2 separate regions of the Homo sapiens genome follow, and region 1 is linked to region 2. Evidence: read pairs that join two places in POLR2A ChIA-PET (ENCODE). Cell type or tissue: A673. All regions are shown on one strand. Links, peaks and the distances in the headings refer to the core of each region. The heading gives the core; the rest is flanking DNA.

What was found. Peaks named below come from ENCODE experiments on the same cell type or tissue, not always from the same donor. Only the 100,000 strongest peaks of a DNase experiment are listed, where the experiment ranks them.
Region 1: POLR2A ChIA-PET joins it to region 2 with 7 read pairs; 2 of 35 experiments call an interaction of 5 or more read pairs at or near these places.

What each region holds. Positions count from the first base shown.
Region 1 is chr11:34,059,345-34,067,333 of GRCh38, reverse strand. The region is part of intron 2 of CAPRIN1 (cell cycle associated protein 1); the gene reads right to left. LOC124902660 (a long non-coding RNA gene) reads right to left here and starts at 6,856. Exons shown (of 2, transcript XR_007062651.1): 1 at 6,143-6,856; 2 at 3,103-4,282. In A673, for the core only: no CTCF peak of the experiment used is centred there; DNase peaks (open chromatin) are centred at 2,905, 3,743 and 4,042; H3K4me3 peaks cover 1,443 bases; H3K27ac peaks cover 4,213 bases.
Region 2 is chr11:33,847,062-33,855,050 of GRCh38, reverse strand. No RefSeq gene overlaps it. Among named protein-coding and RNA genes, the nearest start is that of LINC02721, 29 kb to the right of the region's middle. In A673, for the core only: no CTCF peak of the experiment used is centred there; no DNase peak of the experiment used is centred there.

The DNA of each region.
Region 1 (7,989 bases), core at 1,831-6,830, 210 kb before region 2:
ATCTCAAGACTCTTTTACAGAATTTTCAAAGAGCAGACCACAGTTCCTTATACCCAGCGAACTGAATTGCCCAGTCAAAAAAATGTAGTAAATCAAAGGTACAGGTCCCGACGCCATGGCTCACACCTGTAATCCCAACACTTTGGGAGGCCAAGGCAGGCAGATCACTTGAGGTCAGGAGTTCAAGACCATCTTGGTCAACATGACAAAATCTCGTCTCTACTAAAAATACAAAAATTAGCTGGGCGTGGTGGCATGAACCTGTAATCCCAGCTACTCAGGAGGCTGAGGCACGAGAATCACTTGAACCCAGGAGGTGGAGACTACACTGAGTCGAGATTGTGTCACTGCATTCCAGCCCGGGAAACAGAGTAAGACTGTCTTAAAAAAAAAAAAAAAAAATGCTGGGTGTGATGGCTCACGCCTGTAATGCTAGCACTTCGGGAGGCTGAGGCGGGTGGATCACAAGGTCAAGAGCTGGAGACCAGCCTGGCCAACATGGTGAAACCCTAACTCTACTGAAAAAAAAAAAATACAAAAATTAGCCAGGCATGGTGGCATATGCTTGTAGTCCCAGCTACTCGGGAGGCTGAGGCAGGAGGTGGAGGTTGCAGTGAGCCAAGATCATGCCACTGCCACTGCACTCCAGCCTGGACAACAGAGTGAGACTCCGTCTCAAAAAAATAAATAAATAAAAAAGGTGGCCAGGCACAGTGGCTCACGCCTGTAATTCCAGCACTTCGGGAGGCTGAGGCAGGCGGATCACAAGGTCAGGAGTTCGAGACCAGCCTGGCCAATACGGTGAAACCCCGTCTCTACTAAAAATACAAAAATGAGCCGGGTATGGAGGCGGCCACCTGTAATCCCAGCTACTCGGGAAGCTGAGGCAGGAGAACTGCTTGAACCCAGGTGGCAGAGGTTGCAGAGAGCCAAGATCGTGCCACTGCACTCCAGCCTGGGTGACAGAGTGAGAATCTGTCTCAAAAAAAATAAATAAATAAATAAATAAAAATAAATTAAAAAGGTACAGAAACTACAGGTCTTGGCCGAGCACAGTGGCTCACACCTGTAATCCTAGCACTTTAGCACTTTGACAGGCCAAGGTGAGGAAACCATCTGAGCTCAAGAGTAGGAGTTCAAGACCAGCCCAGGCAACATGGCAAAACCCTGTCTCTGCAAAAAATACAAAAAGTAGCCGGGCCTGGTGGCGCGCACCTGCAGTCCCAGGAGGTGCAGGTAGGAGGATCACTGAGTCTGGGGAGGGTGAGGCTGCAGTGAGTAGCCTCAACGTGTGATCACGCTATCACACTCCAGCCTGACCAAGAGTGAGATCAAAAGAAACTACAGGTCATCCATATAACATTTTTCTAACCACAATAAAAAAAGAAAGTTTCATCATAGCATTACACATGTTCTTCCATGGCTGTTAACATTTTCTACACTACTATTATAAATATCCTATCCCCTGTCCTTGCCTAAGCTTCAGGAAAGCAGGATCCTAAGTCTGATCAAAGTTTCTAAGAAACAGCACTCATAAGAGGAAATACCAAAACTTATTAAGAAAACTGCAGGATGACAATAAAAACTTAATTAAAAGGCACTAGTTTTTCCCTTATCAGTAAAATATAGGATTTCCTGATCTCTCAGCTATTGAGGTATACAAAGAACTTTATCACCATGGAATCTGAGCTGGGAAGGACTTTGTTTCACTATTATATATAATCAGATCTCTGCAGAGCAGAGACCCTATGTTGGTTTACGTCAGTGATTTTTAAAACTGTAGGCCCCAAACCAGCAACATCAGCATCAACTGGCACCTTGTTAGAAACACAAATTCTCAGGCACTACCCCAGACCTACTGAATCAGAAACTCAGTGGTGGCTGGGGGAACCCAGCAATTTGTAGTTGGTATTGAGTCTTCTGGGTGATTCTGATGCATGCTTAAGTTTGAGAAACACTCATCTCGTTCAAATACATTGTAATTAACTTGTAATAGCCCAGTAGAACCTGGAAATAAATTATTCTGAATCAAACATATGGTATGATTAGTGACCTTAAAAACCATTATACGGGGCCGGGTGCAGTGGCTCACGCCTGTAATCCCAGCACTTTGGGAGGCTGAGGCGGGCAGATCACGAGGTCGGGAGATCGAGACCATCCTGGCTAACAAGGTGAAACCCTGTCTCTACTAAAAATACAAAAAAAAATTAGTCGGGCGTGGTGGCGGGGACCTGTAGTCCCAGCTACTCAGGAGGCTGAGGCAGGAGAAAGGTGAGAACCCGGGAGGTGGAGCTTGCAGTGAGCCGAGATAGCGCCCCTGCACTCCAGCCTGGGCAACAGAGCGAGACTCCATCTCAAAAAAAAAAAAAAAAAAAAAAACCATTATACAGCAGCTTTAATTTGGAAGTAAGTTGTTTAATAAACTTTAAAGTTGAAACTTTAAACAACCCAGAAAACTTGAACTGTGGCTGGATTTCTAGACCAGTTTACGAATCTAACCTAGTAACTATTTCATAAAGAGAACACTCGTTTATGATCTGAACACTTAGGGGTTACCACCTTTGAGAAGGAGAGGTGAGAGAGAAAAAACAAAGGCATACCACTGCCATTTGTAAGTAGTACTTTTGTTAAATCTTGCATTCTTAGCTGACACCTCAGAAGTTAAACTAAGTGGTAAATACCAAAATGTACACTATAAACAGAAAGCCTCTTACGACAATTGGTCTAATTTTTTACTTTTCAAAATGAAAGTAGCTATTACTATAGCTATAAAGATTACTATAGCTTGCAATCTCAGCTTACTCCTTAAGTGGCCTTCCATGATAAGGAAAAGGATATGGTATCTGCACTTCTCCAAATACAATTTGCCTAATCTTTGAAAGCACAGACTACTCAAGAGAAAAATGATGCCATCTTAAGTGGCTTCATTCCTATTGTCACTTCCTATTCAAATGGTTTACATTAAAGTCCAACTAGAAAATTTGTCCACTGGTGTTAAAATTTACAGCATGAACTAAGCGAATATACAAGGAATAGCTTGTCACATTGACAGATCCAACATTATACTAAGAACAGAATGGTAAGATAGGAGTAATAAAGGGCTCCAGACAGACACAGCTTTATTCTTTCCTGGGCTGGAACATGGCTAACAGCAGCAGAAGAGGTAACAATAAATTGGTCAGCTACTCATGAAACAAATAAAATAAGATATTAAGTATTTTTCCTAGAGAATGAAACCATTTTCCTAGCATAAAAATGTATCTTCAGGCCAGGCGCGGTGGCTCACACCTGTAATCCCAGCACTCTGGGAGGCCGAGACAGGTGGATCACCTGAGGTCAGGAGTTCAAGACCAGCCTGACCAACATGGAGAAACCCCGTCTCTACTAAAAATACAAAATTAGCCAGGCATGGTGGCACATGCCTGTAAACACAGCTACTAGGGAGGGTGAGGCAGCGGTGAGCTGAGATCACACCATTGCACTCCAGCCTGGGCAACAAGGGCGAAACTCCATCTCAAAAAAAAACTATCTTCATCAGAAAGCCTACTACGTTACAATGTTGATAACACACACCTGCCCTCTTAGATCCTTTCTAACTTGAAATTCAATTTAGAGTTCCTTTTCAGCTGAGTATCCTAAGTGTATTAAAAATCCATTTACAGCACACATATGAGCAAGATAAAAATCAGGCCATTTCCCAGATTACCCAGAGTCTTTAAGGGGGAATCATGGGAGAGGTGTGACCACACCCAGTAGATGTCAGAGTCATGTGGTACTGGGAAATAATTATCCCAACAAGTGCTATCCAGTCTCGCTCTATATCCTGTTTCTTTACTGCTTTTAATAGTTGACAGTATTCACTATGTAACAGACATTCAAATTTAAAAGGTAGCTAAACCTATCAGGGAGGCATTACTATCAATCATATTTCACCTAACTGTAAATTGAAAGACACAGTTAAATAACTTACCTAAGTAAGGTCTTAAATCCCAGAAAAATCATTTGTGCCTTAACAACCCTCCCCCTTAGAATGTCATTCTGGATTCCAGCTGTTGCTACATTCCAGCTCTGCCTCTGCTGCTGCTGTTTTCTTCCTTTCTCCAATCAGATTATTATGTTGTGCTGAATTGCAATACATCTAGATCTTCCATTCTTCCCAAGAAGTTTTTCATCACCACCAAAGTTACTTTCTTGAAATGGATTTTTTAAATTAAGTTCAGTAGGTGCCATTAGGGTGCCAGAAGAGGGATATCCATGATAGATGTCCTCCTGGGCTTTGCTTCTTTATTGTTATAGCCAACAAATTCCACAAATAAAAAATTTAAGAAGAAATTTTTAATTATGCAATTAAAAATAAATAGCAAAGAGAGATGATAAACTCCAAAAAACCCTAAAAATTCTTCAACTAGACAATTTTAAATAGTCAGAAGGAAGATTAGGAGGAAACATCTGAAAAAAACTAACTTGGCTTTCCAGGAAAACTTCGTAACTCCTATTCTCAAATAAGGAGATGTCTAAACTGAGAGGGAATACTTAAAAATGAAGCCTAAAATAACCAAAGTAGTTAAGAGCACCTAGCTATACTTTATGTATCCAGGCCAAATAAATCACTTCTAGAGTACTGTACCAACTTTTGCAAAAACAAAATATTTCTTTTCCTCTCAACTTTCCATAATCTTTAGCAGTTTTCCTTTTTTTTTTTTTTTTTTGAGACGGAGTTTTGCTCTGTCGCCCAGGCTGGAGTGCAGTGGCGTGATCTCAGCTCACTGCAAGCTCTGCCTCCTAGGTTCACGCCATTCTCCTGCCTCAGCCTCCCGAGTAGCTGGGACTACAGGCGCCCACCACCACGCCCGGCTAATTTTTTTTATTTTTAGTAGAGACGGGGTTTCACTGTGTTAGCCAAGATGGTCTTGATCTCCTGACCTCGTGATCCGCCCGCCTCGGCCTCCCAAAGTGCTGGGATTACAGGCGTGAGCCACCGCGCCCGGTCCAATCTTTACCAGTTTTTCCAGGTATTATTTCAAGTCCCCAATCCCCACATTCTCTGTTCTTCACTTAGACAATTACGAGTTTTGACTTTGCCCACAATGGTAGGCAGCTGACTGTCTCCTATTTGCCCTCCACAAATTCAACTGAGTATTGTTAGCTAGTGAAATCCCCAGAAGACAAAAAAGATAGTAAGCAAAAGTTTCCTCAATTTTTAAAAGCAGGGTAGAAAGAACATACACTACAATCCATAGCTGATCCATGGCAGCTTTCTTCAAATGTTGAAAGCATGCTCATGTAGCGGGAGTCTATGCTGTTCCAGAAAACAAAGACTATTAAACAGTGGTGGTAAGGATATACTTTTTTTTTTTTTTTTTTGAGACAGACTCTCGCTGTGTCACCCATGCTGGAGTGTAGTGGTGCGATCTTGGCTCATGCAGCCTCTGCCTCCCAGGTTCCAGCGATTCTCCTGCCTCAGACTCCCAGGTAACTGGGATTACAGGCATAAGCCACTACGCACGGCTAATTTTTGTATTTTTAGTAGAGACGGGGTTTCACCATGTTGGCCAGGCTGATCTCCAACTCCTGACATCAGGTGATCTGCCCGCCTCAGCCTCCCAAAAGTGTTAGGATTACAGGCATGAGCCATTGTGCCCGGCCGGTAAGGATATACTTCTACCACCAAGAACTTAAAGAGTGGCACACCAATGAAACAAATTTTCATTGAGAAACGAGCACTCTACCAGGCCCTGGAAGACTGGTTAAAGCAGAGGCTGAATGAACACCTGTCAGGAATGCTGGATTTCTGAACGCTAAGAATGGCATAAGAATGCTAACCTAGGCCAGGTGCAGTGGCTCATGCCTGTAATCTCAACACTTTGGGAGGCCAAAGTGGACGAATCTCCTGAGGTCAGGAGTTTGAGACCAGCCTGGGCAACATGATGAAACCTGGTCTCTACTAAAAATACAGAAAATTAGCCGGGTGCGGTGGTGGTTGCCTATAATACCAGCTACTTGGGAGGCTTAGGCAGGAGAATCACTTGAACCTGGGAGGCAGAGGTTGCAGTGAGCTGAGATTGCGCCATTGTACTCCAGCCTGGGCAACAAAAGCAAAACTCCATCTCAAAAAAAAAAAAAAAAAAAAAAAGGATGTTACCTAAGGTTCCATTGTAAGATAATTTTTCAAGCAGGTTAAGTATCCAGGAGTTTAGTTTCACAAGCCGTTTGTCCAATTTTTTAAAAAAGATAAAAGCCAATCCTGTAAAAACCTTTATTCCTTGTCCAAGGTTATAATTATGCAGGTAAGTCTGAGTGAATTGAAGCAGCTGACTCTAGTAGGAAAAAGAAATGTTAACAAGTTCCAGCATCACCTACTTTGAACTATATTCTTAAAAAGTCTAAAGCTTCTAGATTTGAAAAGCAAATTACCATAAATAATCTTAAAGGGCATCTTTCAAAATATTAGTTGCTTTAACCAAGCTATTCCTTAGCATAATTCTGTACAACTTATTTATATTAATACATTCCTTGGGAGTTAAATGTAAAAAAATTACATCCCCACCATCACTGTTTTAATACTTTTTCGTTTTCTAAAACAGCACAGACTCCTGCTACATGAGCAAGCTTTCAGCATTTGAAGATAGCTGCCATGGATCATCTATAGATTGCAATGTGTTCTTTCTACCGTCGTCCTTTTAAAAATTGAGGAAACTTTTGCTTACTATCTTTCCTGTCCACAATGTAAAAAGAAGTTCAATGTAACTCAAAGTGTAAGCCCAAAGGGTTTTTTAATGACTAAAATATATTTCAGTTATTTCTATGTTTAGATAACAGTATTGAGGGGGGCCAGGCACAGTGGGTCAACCCTGTAATCCCAACACTTTGGGAGGCTGAGACAAGAGGATCGCTTAAGGCTAAGAGTTCAAGGTTGGAATGAGCTATGATTGCCCTGCTGAACTCCAGCCTGGGTGATAGTGAGACCCTGTCTCTAAAAAATTAAAATTAAAATATTTTTAGAACAGTATTGAGGAGAATGCAATGAAATTTCCAATAATGTACAATGGTTCTAATAATAAGAATTATCTGTGTTCTCTTAAGACCATTCACATATCTTGCTAATGCTACCCAGCTTTTTTTTTTTTTTTTTTTTTTTGAGATGGAGTATCACTCTGTTGCCCAGGCTAAAGAACAGTGGCGCGATCTCGGCTCACTGCAACGTCTGCCTCCCAGGTTCAAGCAATTCTCCTGTCTCGGCCTCCCAAGTAGCTGGAACTACAGCTGCATGCCACCATGCCCAGCTAATTTTTCATATTTTTAATAGAGGCGGGGTTTCACAGGTTGGCCAGGCTGGTCTCGAACTCCTGACCTCAGGTGATCCACCTGCCTCAGCCTCCCAAAGTGCTGAGATTACAGGCGTGAGCCACCATGCCCAGCCTGCTACCCAGCTTAAAAAAAAAAAAAAAAAAAAAGTATTCTTCTACTTGCCTACTCATCAACTCTACACACCTGTAAAAAGTAAAAAACCCTTCAGGAAAAAAATCAATTTCAATAAAAAAACACTGCAAGTAAATAGTTCTGTGCAAAAAGCATTTCCTCCCTAACCCCATGGATTAATCCATTTTAACAGGGTTGTTAATGAAGCTACAGATATTTCTATGTAATGATTTGGCCAAACTACCAAGTACTTATTCAGCATATACCATGTGTGAGAAAGCGCAGCAAAGTAATGTTAATAGTCTCTGCCCACAAAGAGCTTATTACCAATTTAGAAAAACATGTAAGGTTAACAACACAAGGCAATATAAAAATGTCAAGAAGTTTTGGACGCCGAGGCAGGCAGATCACAAGGTCAGGAGTTCAAGACCAGCATGGCCAACATGGCGAAACCCCGTCTCTACTAAAAATACAAAAAATTAGCCAGGTGTGGTGGCATGCACCTGTAGTCCCAGCTACTCAGGAGGCTGAGGCAAGAGAATCACTTGAACCCAGGAGGCGGAGGTTGCA
Region 2 (7,989 bases), core at 1,926-6,925:
TCTGTCTCCCAGGCTGGTTTTGAACTCCTGGGCTCAAGCAATCCTCTTGCCTCAGTCTCCCAAAGTGTTGGGATTACAGGTTTGAGCCACCATGCCCAGCCTGATTGTTATATTTTCTTTGTTTTATTTAAAACTTTGTTCTCTGCTTTTTTCTTTCTTTCTTTCTTTCTTTTTTTTTTTTTGAGATGGAGTCTCAGTCTGTGGCCCAGCCTGGAGTGCAGTGGCATGATCTTGGCTCACTGCAACCTCCACCTCCTGGGTTCAAGAGATTCTTCTGCCTCAGCCTCCCGACTAGCTGGGATGACAGGCATGCACCACCACACTAGGTTAATTTTTGTAAAGACAGGGTTTCACCAGGCTGGTCTCGAACTTCTGACCTCAGGTGATCCGCCCACCTCGACCTCCCAAAGTGCTGGGATTACAGGCATGAGCCGCTGCGCCCCACCTATTCTCTACTTTAAAACTTGATTTGAGAAGAAGGCCTTTTCTGAAACTAGCCTTTAAGTTCTTTATCATCGCTCACAGCATTTAGGCCAATGTCATGCATGTGGAAAAGCAGGAACAAATATTTATGGCATGAGTAGCTAAGAGAGAGGGCCAGTAAGTAAATAAATAGGGGAGATGAGGTTTTCTATAATTTTAAGAATAAATGGTAAATCAACATCAAAGTAGGAAGTAAAACCCAGGAATTTGCAGGGAAGGGGCAAGGAAGATAGAAGATAAGTCTGCAACATCTTGTTATTCCAGAAAGTAAGGAAATAGTAAAAACTAAATAAATAAATGAAATGAAATGAAAAAAATGATGTAAACATGTCATAAAGACAAAGGAGCCAGCTTAAAGGGGCTCTCAATAGCCAAATCTAAGACAATTTGATTATCAAAACAATTAAGGACAGTAACGAATTAAGGATAGTAATGAGTTTTAAGCATGGCAGGGGGCAGAATTCATGAGTTTATTCCAGTGATAAATAAATGAGGGAGAAGGAAGGACTCGTGTTTACAGCAGAATCTTGGATGCCAACTGGTAAATGGGAAGACAGCATGAGAGCTGGAAAAATCATTTTGCAACTGTGACAGTTAAGATAGAATCAAGCAAGCATTATCAATAGATGCTAAATTTCAACAGAGAAACAAAGAACAAGATATGGATATTTGGATGGTCTTCAAGTACCTTCCCATATATTCCTCACTAGCTATGAGAAGGAAAAACGCTAATTACACAGTAGAGAAATTGGATAGCACCTTGACCAGGTGATCTATGTGGGGCAGATGAGCATCTCAGGCCTCCAGATGTGATATCTGAAAAGGACAGAGAGGATCACTCTTTTTAGTAGTTCTGCTGAGAATATATAACATGTCTAATTATGAGACAAATCATTAGACAAACCCAAAATGATGAACATTCTAGTTTTAAAAGTTGATGGGGGGGAGTGTGGACTGTATTCTTTGAAAATGTTCATGTCATGAATAATAAAGAAGGCTGTGGGAATGTTTCAGGTTAAAGAAGGCTAAGGAGACCTGACAGCTAAATCCAGCACCTGGCCCCTGTACTCAGTCCAGTGCTGGAGGGAACAAATTCTACAAAGGGCATCATTGGGTCAAGTGATAAAGTCAGAATATGAACGGATAGATTAGTTAAAAAGTATTAGGTGTTAATGTAAATGTTACTGAAATTGGTAATTGTACTGTGTTTATGTAAGAGAATGTCCCTATTATTAGGAAATGCACCCTGAAATATTTAGGAGTAAAGTGATAGAGGCAGGAAGAAGAGAAATTCTAGGCAGACAGGGGTGGGTCCCTGGCAAAACCCCACCTTCCAGCCAAAAACCCTGCAACCCTCTGCCCAAAGTGAGAACTTCTATCCCTGTTTGCCCACTCTCTCCCCATTGATTCTTTCTGATTAATGTCTTTTTACCAATCCAATGTTGCCTTCTCTAAAACTACCTATGGCCCACTCCACCCCCCGCCATCCTGTGCCTATATAGACCCCAGACTCAGTCGGTAGAGGAGAGAAGCAGCTTGACTGGAGAGAGGCGACTTGACTTCAGAGGGAGAGCTGGACTTCAGAGGAGAGATTAACTTCAGAGAAGAGCCGGCTGGAGAACGCCAGATCTCAGGGAAGATTATCTGCTTGTCCCGTCCCCTCTCCAGCTCCCCTCTCCACTGAGAGCCATCTCCATCAATAAATACAATTCTCCACCTCCACCATCCTTCAAGTATCTGTGCGACCTCATTCTTCTTGGATGCTGAACAAGAGCTCGGGACCCACTGAGTGATGGTACCCAAAAAAGGCTGTCACACTGGCCCTTTGCCCTCACTGGTGGAGGGCAGCCTCCCCATGCGATGAGGCGAGAGGCCCACTGAGCTGACAACACACCACTGTCCACAGACACCGGAGCTAAGAGAGCATTGTAACATGCCCTCTGGGGCTTTGGGGGTCACAGGCATTCCCACCTGGGCACTGCTGCAGGGCCTGCAGGGAGCCTACTCTTGCCGCTGCCCAAAGCAGCCGGCCAGATCCTGCACTTGTTCACCCACGCGTTCCTCGCAAGAAGAGCTTGAGCATGGCGGGCCGAGTGAACAGGGCACGCCTATCGCAAGTCTGATGAAGGGGTGGAGAAAAACTCCTGCATCAAAGAGCCATTATATATGTAACTTAAATAGTTGAGAAAAAAGTTGTCTCTGTGTGTGTGTGTGTGTATGTGTGTGTGTGTGTGTTTCAAGAGAGGGAGAGAGAGAGAGAGGAGAGAGGAGAAATGATAAAGCAAATGAGATGAACATATTAACAACAGGTGAGTCTAGGTAAAGGATGTACTGGTACACTATTTTTATTCTTGCAACTTTTCTGTAAGTTTGAAACTATTTCCAAATAAAAAGGTATTTTTTTTTAACTCACAAATCTCGGCTTTTTCTTGTTTTGGGCTTTTTGGTTTGATTAGGAGAAGAACAAGGCAGATAAAGAGAGGAAAAAATATAGTGTAGAATTCAGTAATGTACTACTGTTCATTTGTCACAACTTTAATGTACTTTTGACCTTACAAATGTACCTCAAGCAAGTAATTCCCCTCTCCACACCCACTCCCCATAATGGGAAGAATGTGTTTAGAAGGGTTCACTTAGTGCTTATTTCTGAAGCAGGTTATTTCTCAACCTTATAAAATGAGATTACCAGAAATTCTGCATTTCCTTTGTAATTAGGATCAAGATGTAATCATCTGGCCCTGAAATGTGTATATTATAGGGGTAGGAATCTAAGCTATAATGTTTTGTATGTACATCTAAGAATTGAGTTAAAAGATGTTTCAAAGCAATGAAGAAGTCACATCCATTCTCTACCAGTGGCCATGTATTAATTCTCCCGGAAAATCATTTCTCCGAGTTAATAGAATCTTTGAAGCTAAATCAAGTCAATTTCCATTGTCACATTGTGATGCTTTTGAACTGGGCTCACTGAATTATCCTATTTGATGACCACTTTAAAGATGGCTTTGTTGTGAGCCTCAGCAAACCCACAGCCGTATCTCTGTGTCAGCCTCCCCACCCCACCCCATTCATTCAAATCACTTAATGAGCAGCTCAAGGCAAATGCCCCCCGTAACTACATCCCAGGCAAAATAGATATATAGTAGGTAAAATAGCCTATGTGATGTGATTGAAAGAACACTGAAATCAGGAAACCTGATTTTGCCACTAATTAGTGGAGTGTCTTTAGGTAGGTCTCAGTTTCCTCATTTGCAAACTGAGGAGCTTACAGTAGATGATCTCTAGGAATTTGGTAGTCAGACTTTGGTTTACAGACAGGTAAGTATGGAATTTGGGAGGAAGCATTTGTGGTAGCCACTCCCCAAGGTGACCCTAGTGATTCTTGTTTCCTGGCTTCACCTCCTGTGTTGTCTCCATTCACATGGAATAGGGCTAACTTGTCTAACCAATAGGATATTGAAATGATGGAATGTGACTTCTGAGGCTAGATCCAGACTGTTGCTTCCACCTTGCTGTCTCTTGGATCACTTGTTCTGGAGAAAAAAAAACAAAAACAAAAACAAAAACAAAAAAACAGCTGTCATGCCTTGAAGCTGTTCAGACAGCTCTACATGGAGCTCCATGTGGTGAAGAGGAACTGAGGCCTCCTGCCACCAGCCAGCACTCATCTGCCCATCTTATAAATGAGCCACCTTGAAAGCAGAGCCTCTGGCCCAGTCAAAGCCTCAGACAACTGCAGTCCCAGCTTATATCTTGAATATAACCTCGTGAGAAACCCCCAAGCTGGAATCAGTCAACCAAGCTGTTCTTCAATTTCTGCCCTACAGAAGTGATACAAGATAAATAATTGTTGTTTTAAGCCACTGAGTTTTGGGGCAATTTGTTATACAATAAGCTTTTATTTTGTATGCATTTTTAAATTCTTATTTTCCCAGTCATCCACTTTTTATTATATTGTACAAAAGTGTCAATCCATGGTAGATTGAAAGTTAAAAACTCCAGAGTTCGAAAAGCGCTGATCAGAATAATACAATCTTAGATGAAGGCTGAAAAAGTTTTTGAAATTATCCAGCCCATCCTCTCACTGAGTGAATAACTTGTCTCTTACAGTTTTCTAGCAATAAAATTCTAATTCTTGGCAGCATTATCACCATTAATGTTATTAAACATGACTTTTATTGAGCATTTGCCAGGTAGATGCACTATCCTAAGTATTTTATGGTCTTTACACCAACTCTACACAGCAAATATTTCTATCTTAATTTTACAGAAGAGGAAACTGAAGCTTGGGATAAAGTCAAGACTTTAATTCATCGAGGTCATCTCATTCTAGACTATATTGCCTCTAGCTTCATTAATTTGTTTATCTCCCAAAACTTAATTTTATAGAACCAAATAACATATATATATTTTCAGACTGCTGGAAATTACTTTCTCACTTATTTTAAGGAAAAAGAGACAGAATTCAAATCCTAGGCCAGGTGCGCTGGCTCATGCCTGTAATTCCAGCACTTTGGGAGGCTGAGGTGGAGGGATTGCTTGAGCCCAAGAGTTCAAGATGAGCCTGGGAAACATAGCAAGAACCCTGTCTCTATAAAAAATAAAACAAGGGCTGGGTGCGGTGGCTCATGCCTATAATCCCAGCGCTTTGGGTGGCCGAGAGGGGTGGATCACGAGGTCAAGAGTCCAAGACCAGCCTGGCCAGGATGCTGAAACCCTGTCTCTACTAAAAATACAAAAATTAGCCAGGCATAGTGGCACATGCCTGTAATCCCAGTTACTCAGGAGGCTGAGGCAGGAGATTCGCTTGAACTCCGGCAGCAGAGGTTGCAGTGAGCTGAGATTGTGCCACTGAACTCCAGCCTGGGCAACAGAGAAAGACTCCGTCTCAAAAAAAAAAAAAAATAAATAAACAAAAAATAAAATAAAATAATTAGCCGGGCCTGGTGGCACACACCTGTGGTCCCAGCTACTTGAGGGACTGGGGGGAGGGGAGGCTGAGGTGGGAAGATAGCTTAAGCCTGAGAGGTCAAGGCTGCAGTGAGCCAAGATTGTGTCACTACATTACAGCCTGGATGACATAGTAAGACCCTGTGTAAAACAAAAATATTAATATAGCCAATGTAAACCAAGTGTTAAAAGCATTTGCCAACAATAAATGTTTTCATTGCATTTAATGTTACCTAACAAAATGGGAGGGAGTGTAAATGTATAAGAGTCATCTTTGGAGACAAATGGATGTGGTTCTAGTTAGTCTTCTCATTTGTAAATGAAGATAATATACTTACATTAGCATATCATTGTAAAAGTTATGGGTAGTCTACATGAAGCAATGAGAACAGTTGCTGGCATTCATGCATGCATGCATTCAATAAATATGTATTGAGCGTTTCCAAAAGGCCAGGCACTGTTCTTGGCAATGGAAATACAGTGGTGAGCAAGATAGCAAGGTCCCTGTTACCACAGCACTTACATTCTAGTGGGAGGAAACAAAATAAATAAATACACAAGTAAATGAACAAATTTATTTCAGAAAGTGATCAATGAATTAGGATAAAATAGAGCAATGCGATAGAATGTCAAGAGATGCAGAGAGATGTCGTTTTAGAGGAGGGAGGGCGTGGTCAGGGAAAGCCTTTGTGAGGCAGTGGCTTTGAGCTAGGACCGAATGTCAGGAAAGATTCAGTCATACATTCAGAAACAGAAGAAACAGGCAAGTGAAAGTCTTAAGTCAAGAACCCACTTGTCGAGCTTAAAGAACATCAAGAAGTCCAAAGTAGCTGGAGGAAAGGTGATACATGAGACCAAATCATGTAGGATCTTACAAGGCTGAAGATGAGCTCAGATTTTATTCTAACTGCAGTGGCAAGACTTTGGAATCTTTTAAGCAGGAGAGTGACATACATACTCTGATTAGTGTGTTGAAAGATCACTCTGTGTGTGCATGGAGGACCCTAGAGAGACGAGCTGGGAGGCTGTTGCATGATCCAGGTGAGAGATGATGGTGGCTTGGATTAAGGTGTTAAAATGGGGATAGAGAAAAGTAGGCAAGTGTATTCGGCCATTTTTGCATTGTTATAAGGAAATACTTGAGACTGAGTAACTTATAAAGAAAAGAGACTTAATTGGCTCACAGTTCAGCAGGATGTACAGGAAGTGTGGTGGCATCTGCTTCTGGGGAGGCCTCAGGGAGCTTTTACTCATGGCGGAAGGTGAAAGGGAAGCGAGGCATTTCACATGGCCAGAGCAGGAGGAAGGTGGCGGGGAGGTGCTATACACTTCTAAACAACCAGATCTTGTGAGAACTCTATCACGAGATCAACACCAAAGTGGTGGTGCCAAACCATTCATGAAGGAAGCGCCCCCATGATCCAATCACCTCCCACCAGGCGTGACCTCCGACAGTGGGGTTTGCAATTGAACAAGAGATTTGGGTGAGGAAACAGATCCAAACTATGTCAACAGGTTGCAGATATATTTCAAAGGTAGCTAAAATGACTTCGTTGGCACTAAAAAAAGTTTTTATTATTACTACTAATAATAGGGACTTTTTTAACCATCTTGTGCAGGATTTTTGTTGAAGCAATATTGTCTTAGTTGTTTATTGCAACACAATTTGCTGTGTTCTCTAATGTTTTACTTGCTTAGTGTAATCAGGGGAAATGAGTTACTGAGAAAAGAAAAAACTCATTTGAATATAGACAGAATCTTTCCTGTATTACCCAGTGATTAAAGAGAAAAGATGGCCGGGCACAGTGCCTCATGCCTGTAATCCCAGCAGTTTGGGAGGCCAAGACAGGTGGATCACTTGAGGTCAGGAGTTTGAGACAAGCCTGGCCAACATGGTAAAACACCGTCTCTATCAAAAATACAAAAACTAGCCGAGCAAGATGGTAGGTGCCTGTAATCCCAGCTACTCAGAGGCTAAGTCAGAAGAATTGTTTGAACCCAGGAAATGGAGGTTGCAGTGAGCCCAGATCATGCCATTGCATTCTAGCCTGGGTGACAGAGGAAGACTCTGTCTCAAAAATAGAGAGAGAGAAAAGATAGTTGGTCTTAACTGTTGGGCAACTGGGGTCATTAGAAAGGAATGTGAATCTTCTGATTCTACTTACCATGGCTTATAATGAAACCCAGGTGAACAGGAAGGCACAAACCCAGCATCACCCAACAGGGGAAGGTGAAATAAGTCAGATCCAGATGTGCACAAAGATGAAGTAAAACCTAAGCTGGAGAATGTTTAGTTTGGGCAAAATGGAAGCCTAAGATAACCACAACACCTATTAATGATGAATAAAACGTATCCAGATACCTAGACGCAAAATTGAGCTGCAGGAAAAACAAATATAGAAAACATCAGGTCCAGAAATAAATAGAGGTGAGAAACATTGCATAAAGCTGGCACTGAGATGCCCTGGGGAGTTACTGGCCACTACCATCTGGCTCCATGCAGGGAGAATACATTGAGGATTGTTGTGAATGGGTGGTTGGAAGTGAGAATCCTAC